Linked DNA regions of Homo sapiens: region 2 is linked to region 1. A link is an interaction called in ENCODE POLR2A ChIA-PET data of the cell type or tissue named here. Cell type or tissue: GM12878. All regions are shown on one strand. Region 1 overlaps TERF2 (telomeric repeat binding factor 2). Region 2 overlaps NFAT5 (nuclear factor of activated T cells 5).

The links. ChIA-PET counts read pairs that join two places held together with the same protein. Peaks named below come from ENCODE experiments on the same cell type or tissue, not always from the same donor. Only the 100,000 strongest peaks of a DNase experiment are listed, where the experiment ranks them.
Region 2: POLR2A ChIA-PET joins it to region 1 with 9 read pairs; 2 of 35 experiments call an interaction of 5 or more read pairs at or near these places.

What each region holds. Positions count from the first base shown.
Region 1 is chr16:69,378,009-69,380,508 of GRCh38, reverse strand. All of the region lies in intron 3 of TERF2 (telomeric repeat binding factor 2), which reads left to right. Among named protein-coding and RNA genes, the nearest start is that of TERF2, 6.7 kb to the left of the region's middle. In GM12878, no CTCF peak of the experiment used is centred here; no DNase peak of the experiment used is centred here.
Region 2 is chr16:69,611,999-69,614,498 of GRCh38, reverse strand. All of the region lies in intron 2 of NFAT5 (nuclear factor of activated T cells 5), which reads right to left. Among named protein-coding and RNA genes, the nearest start is that of NFAT5, 47 kb to the right of the region's middle. RefSeq lists an enhancer at 897-1,056. In GM12878, no CTCF peak of the experiment used is centred here; a DNase peak (open chromatin) is centred at 968; H3K27ac peaks cover 1,241 bases.

The DNA.
Region 1 (2,500 bases):
TTTTTGTATTATTATTAGAAATGGGTTTCACCATCTTGGCCAGGCTGGTCTTGCACTCCTGACCTCATGATCCACCCGCCTTGGCCTCCCAAAGTGCTGGGATTACAGGAGTGAGCCACTGCGCCCAGCTGACTGATGGATTTTAATGTGACAGATTAAGAAAAGTTTACTTACTGCAGTTTCGTGTAGAATCAAACAAGAATAGCCACAGTTTTCTGAAAAAGCTATTAAAATACTCCTCCATTTTCAGCTTCGTATGTGTATAAAGCCAGATTTTTAAAAATGCCTTAACCAAGGGTAGGGCATGGTGGCTCACACCTGTAATCTCAGCACTTTGGGAGGCTAAGACGGGTGGATCACTTGAGGTCAGAAGTTTGAGACTAGGCTGGCCAGTATGGTGAAACCCTGTCTCTACCAAAAATACAAAAATTAGCCGGGTGTGTGGCCCGAGCCTGTAATCCCAGCTACTCGGGAGGCTGAGGCATGAGAATCGCTTGAACCCAGGAGGCGAGGAGGCTGCAGTGAGCTGAGATCACATCACTGCACTCCAGCCTGGGTGACAGAGCAAAACTCTGTCTCAAAAAAAAACCCCACTCTACCAAAATAACACATCACAACAGATTAAATACAGAAGCAGTTATGAGCATCCAGCTATCGTCTATATTAAACCAGATATTAAAGAGATTTTCAAAATGAAAAACAAATGTCACCCTTCTCATTAAACTTTTATCTTAGTAAATGCCGTAATTTTTCATAAGGATGTTATTTATGTTACCTTGTAATTAGTTTATTGTTATTTTCTAATGAATTAATAAATATTTAAAATTTTCTGATTTATGTTTCTAATACAGTGAATATCAGCAAATATAACCTACATAAACAGAAAGCTCTTTGAGGGTCTGCAGTAACGTTTTAAGAAGAATATAAAAGAATCCTGAGACCAAAAATTTGAGACCTGCTTCTGCAAGCTGTTAATTATATCAAGACTATATTTGTTTTCTCCTCATAACTAAAGGAGAGATTGATCTGTTAGGTTTCTTTAGAGAACAAGGGGTAGCAACACGTATAGCATGTCCTTGAAGCATTTATATGTTGCTTTTTACTATGCGGCATTGTCCCCTGCAGCTTTGGCAACAGCAGCTTGATGTTCTTTGAGGGCCTTACCCCATTTGGGGTGCTTGTATATCAGATACACTCTGTTAGAACTTTACATTTGAAACAAAAATATTTGTTGAGGCTTTTTAAACATTGCTGCTTCCCAGAACAGCCTTGCTTCTTTTTGCATCTGCTTCTTTATTCTTCAGTTCTGTGAGTTTGGTCTTCTTCTCTTCCTTTGTTAATAAATGTGCTTTCTGGCATTTCTTCCCAACATAAACCTACCTTACCTATTTTGAAAATCTGTGCTTGGAATTTCCCTTTTATTTAACTTATCCAGAGACCATTGATATTGCTTATACCCTAGAAACCTTAACAAATACGTAAGAGAAGAAACTATACTTACTTCTGGGAACTGCCAAGTGAAAAAGCAGTGATTCATCTTTTTAATTTCCCCCCCCCCACAGGAAATTAATACATAGTTTTAAAAGATAAGCTCATAGCACAACCTTTGAAGCAGACTTCTTCATTTCAATTTGAAAGCATTCATATTTCCTTTCTTGCTTCACACATTAAATATAGAAGGATATGTGTTCCAATTCTGGAGAACATAGAGTAAACATACTCTCTTCTGTCTCTCCCTCTTAATGTAATTATAAGTCTTGGACAGAATGCATGGAGTAGCTATCTGAGGATTCTATCTGGAAATAGGCATATAGGGAAGGAGACCAGAATTTGAAGTTCCACCAAACCAGTGATGAATAGTTTACCATTTTTTCCTTCTCTGGTGTCACCCAGCCCAGACTCAAAGGCAGCCTGAAACCTGGAAGTGCACTCCAGGTGTGAACAGAAAGAGCACCAAGAGAAGCTTTCTCTTTCTGGTCTGAGGAGCAAGGAAGGATCTCTCAAGGGTCAGAGATGGTGAAAGAAATCCCAGTTTTTTCTCTTTTTTCGCTTCTTTCTTGCCCTGGCCCCCAGGCAATACTATCCTGGTGGCAGCAGCTGCCTAGCAATGACGGTGGCAACAGGGCAGACATCTAAAACTGAAGGAGGAGAACTCTTTTTCTCACCAAAGGAGCTGTGATCCCCAGAACATGGAACAAATTCCATAGCCTTCCACTGTCTGTCCTGCTGCTTGGCCCTGGGTGCAGATGCAGTTAGTGTGTGACAGAGTGGGGAAACCAAAGTCCAGGAATGCAAGGCTGCTTCAGTATTTGAAAATCAATCAGTGTAGTCCACCATATTAAGAGAAAAACCATATGATCATATAAATTGATGCTGAAATTCACAGAATTCAACATTAGTTCATGATAAAAACACTCAGCAAACTAGGAATGAAGGGAACTTCCTCAACCTGATAAAAGGTGTCTACAAAAAGCCCACAGCTAACATTCTTAATGGTAAA
Region 2 (2,500 bases), 230 kb before region 1:
GCATTCAGGCATACATTTCATTAGGAATTTATTAATTACTACGGATTCAAAAAATTCAGCTATGTAACTGTAGCTTCATATTATAAGATCTCAATTTGCAAAGAAATGAATCTATCAGAGTAAACAAACTTATTTCATGTCTTCATTTTTAGGTATCTGGCAATCAAAAACCAATCTAGGGCCGAGCGTGGTGGCTCGTGCCTGTAATCGCAGCATTTTGGGAGGCAGAGCTGAAGGACTGCTTGATCCCAGGATGTCAAGGCTGTAGTGAGCTGTGATTGTGCCACTACATCCTAGGCTAGGTGACAGAGCAAGACCTTGTCTCAAAAGAAAAAAAAAAAAGAGAGAAAGAGAAGAAAAGAAAGAAAAGAGAGAAAAGACCAATCTACCTTGTTCTCCCTCTCACTTTTGCTACACTTTCTGTTTAAAATCAAACAAAACCAAATATTTTAGTTGAAAAAGGCAACAGAATCTTGGTTACAACACATACCATGAGTCTTCTCTTGGTCATATAATTACTTGTTTGACATCTTATTTGCCACAGTCACAGGGGCTAAGTATTTTTGTCTATGCCAGCTCCTCTTCACTATCACCTTCAACCTGACAAAGCAGTAATTAAACATTCATTCAACATTTATTTAGCACCTGCACTGATCTAGGGACACAATACAAAAGAAAGTCACCCTTATTAAGCAGTTCACAGTCTAGAGATAATAAAATGAGTCAAGTTTAAAATAATGCAGTATGTGCTTTAATAAAGTATGAAGTGTTACACAACTGGAGAAGAGGGAACCTTTAATGTTATCTGTGGAGGATCTGAGAAGGCAGCACAGAGGATGTAACACCAGAAGTCAACCTTGAATATTGAAATGGCTATTTAGCAGACAGACTGGGGAAAAGGAAGGAGAAACTATAAAAGCAAACCTGAACAAAAAGAGTATTTTCATCTCAGGTTATTAGGTAACTCAGTTACTCAGAACACGGAAGTTACAAGCAGTAACATGAGATGAAACTACTAAAGGCAGGGTGAGGCCAGATTATGACAGGGCTTGTGTATCATGCTAAGCAGTAAGGGTTTTATCCCTCAGCACACAGGGAGCCTTTGAGGGTTTTAAGCAAAGAAATGATAAACTCAAACATATATTTGAGGAAGATCATCCTACCAGGAATACAGAGAATAGATTAGGTCCTAGAGATGGCGATGAGTAAGAAGGTTTTTACAATAATAGCCTAAGCAAGAAATAATGAAATCCTGAACCAAGGCAGTGGCAGTGAAATAGTCAATAGGCTACGAATTTAAAGCTGTTTAAATGGATGAACTAAATTGGATCACTGGCTACGGTGGGGAAGGGAGAGGGAAAAAAAGGAGAGTTCCAAGTAGCACATAGAACTCTGGCTTGGGAAAATTGATAAAAAGTGGTGCCATTTCCTGTGATAGAGAATATAGGAGTTAAGAATAAACCTGGAAAGAGAATTCAGTTTTAAATGATGAATTTGGATGCCTATGGGACTTCCAAGTGAATACATAAACAGGAGAGAGGTCTAGCAATTGATGTTACTAAACAAATAGCCTGCTTTACTTTTGTTTTTTATATCAAATCTGTCCTAGAACTACAGTTTTGCCTTTTTTTTTTTTGAGACAGGATTTCGCCCTGTCACCCAGTGACACGATCACAGCTCACTGCAGCCTCAAGCTCCCGGGCCTAAACTGATCCTCCTACCTCAGCCTCCCGAGTAGCTGGGACCACAGGTGTGTGCCACTATGCCTAGCTAGGTTTTTGGTGTGTGTGTGTGTGTGTCTCTGTGTATGTGCTTTATAGAGACAGGGTCTCCTTTTGTTGTCCAGTCTGGTCTCCAATTCTTGGGCTCAAGTGGTCCTCCTGCCTCAATCTCCCAAAGTGCTGGGATTATAGGCATGAACCACTGCACCTGGCCTAGATTAATTTATTTAGAGTTATTGCTTGCTTTTAAAAATACACGTAAGAAATAAAAATTCAACTTGCCCATGATCTCATCAAAGATAACCATTAAAACAATGGTATACTTATGCTTCCTTTCCATACTTTAATGCAAAGTTTTTAAAAGTTGAATAATATACATAAACAATATCAAATTTTCACTTGAATATAACATTAATTTCCTACATGTACCATCTTTTTGACACCCCTCAGGTTGTTACAAATCATCTTTGTATCTATTTCCTACTTCTCCAAATGGGTTGAAAACCCTTCATGGACCAAAACTATGTCATGTCTTCTCTGACTAAGGTTCGGCAGTACGCTACTTACAAGAGACACTCACTGTTTGTTGATGAGGTTATAAAAATATTAAGGAAAGCTACTGGATAATAATTCTAAGTTGTAAAACAAGCTTCAAGAAAACTTCTAATTTTAATATTATTTCAGAAACACTGCTAATAAATAAGAGGTAATAAATGAATATATCAGTGGTGAAGAAACAACATTGTACCTGCTATAAAATGAACGACAGCTCAGTAAAT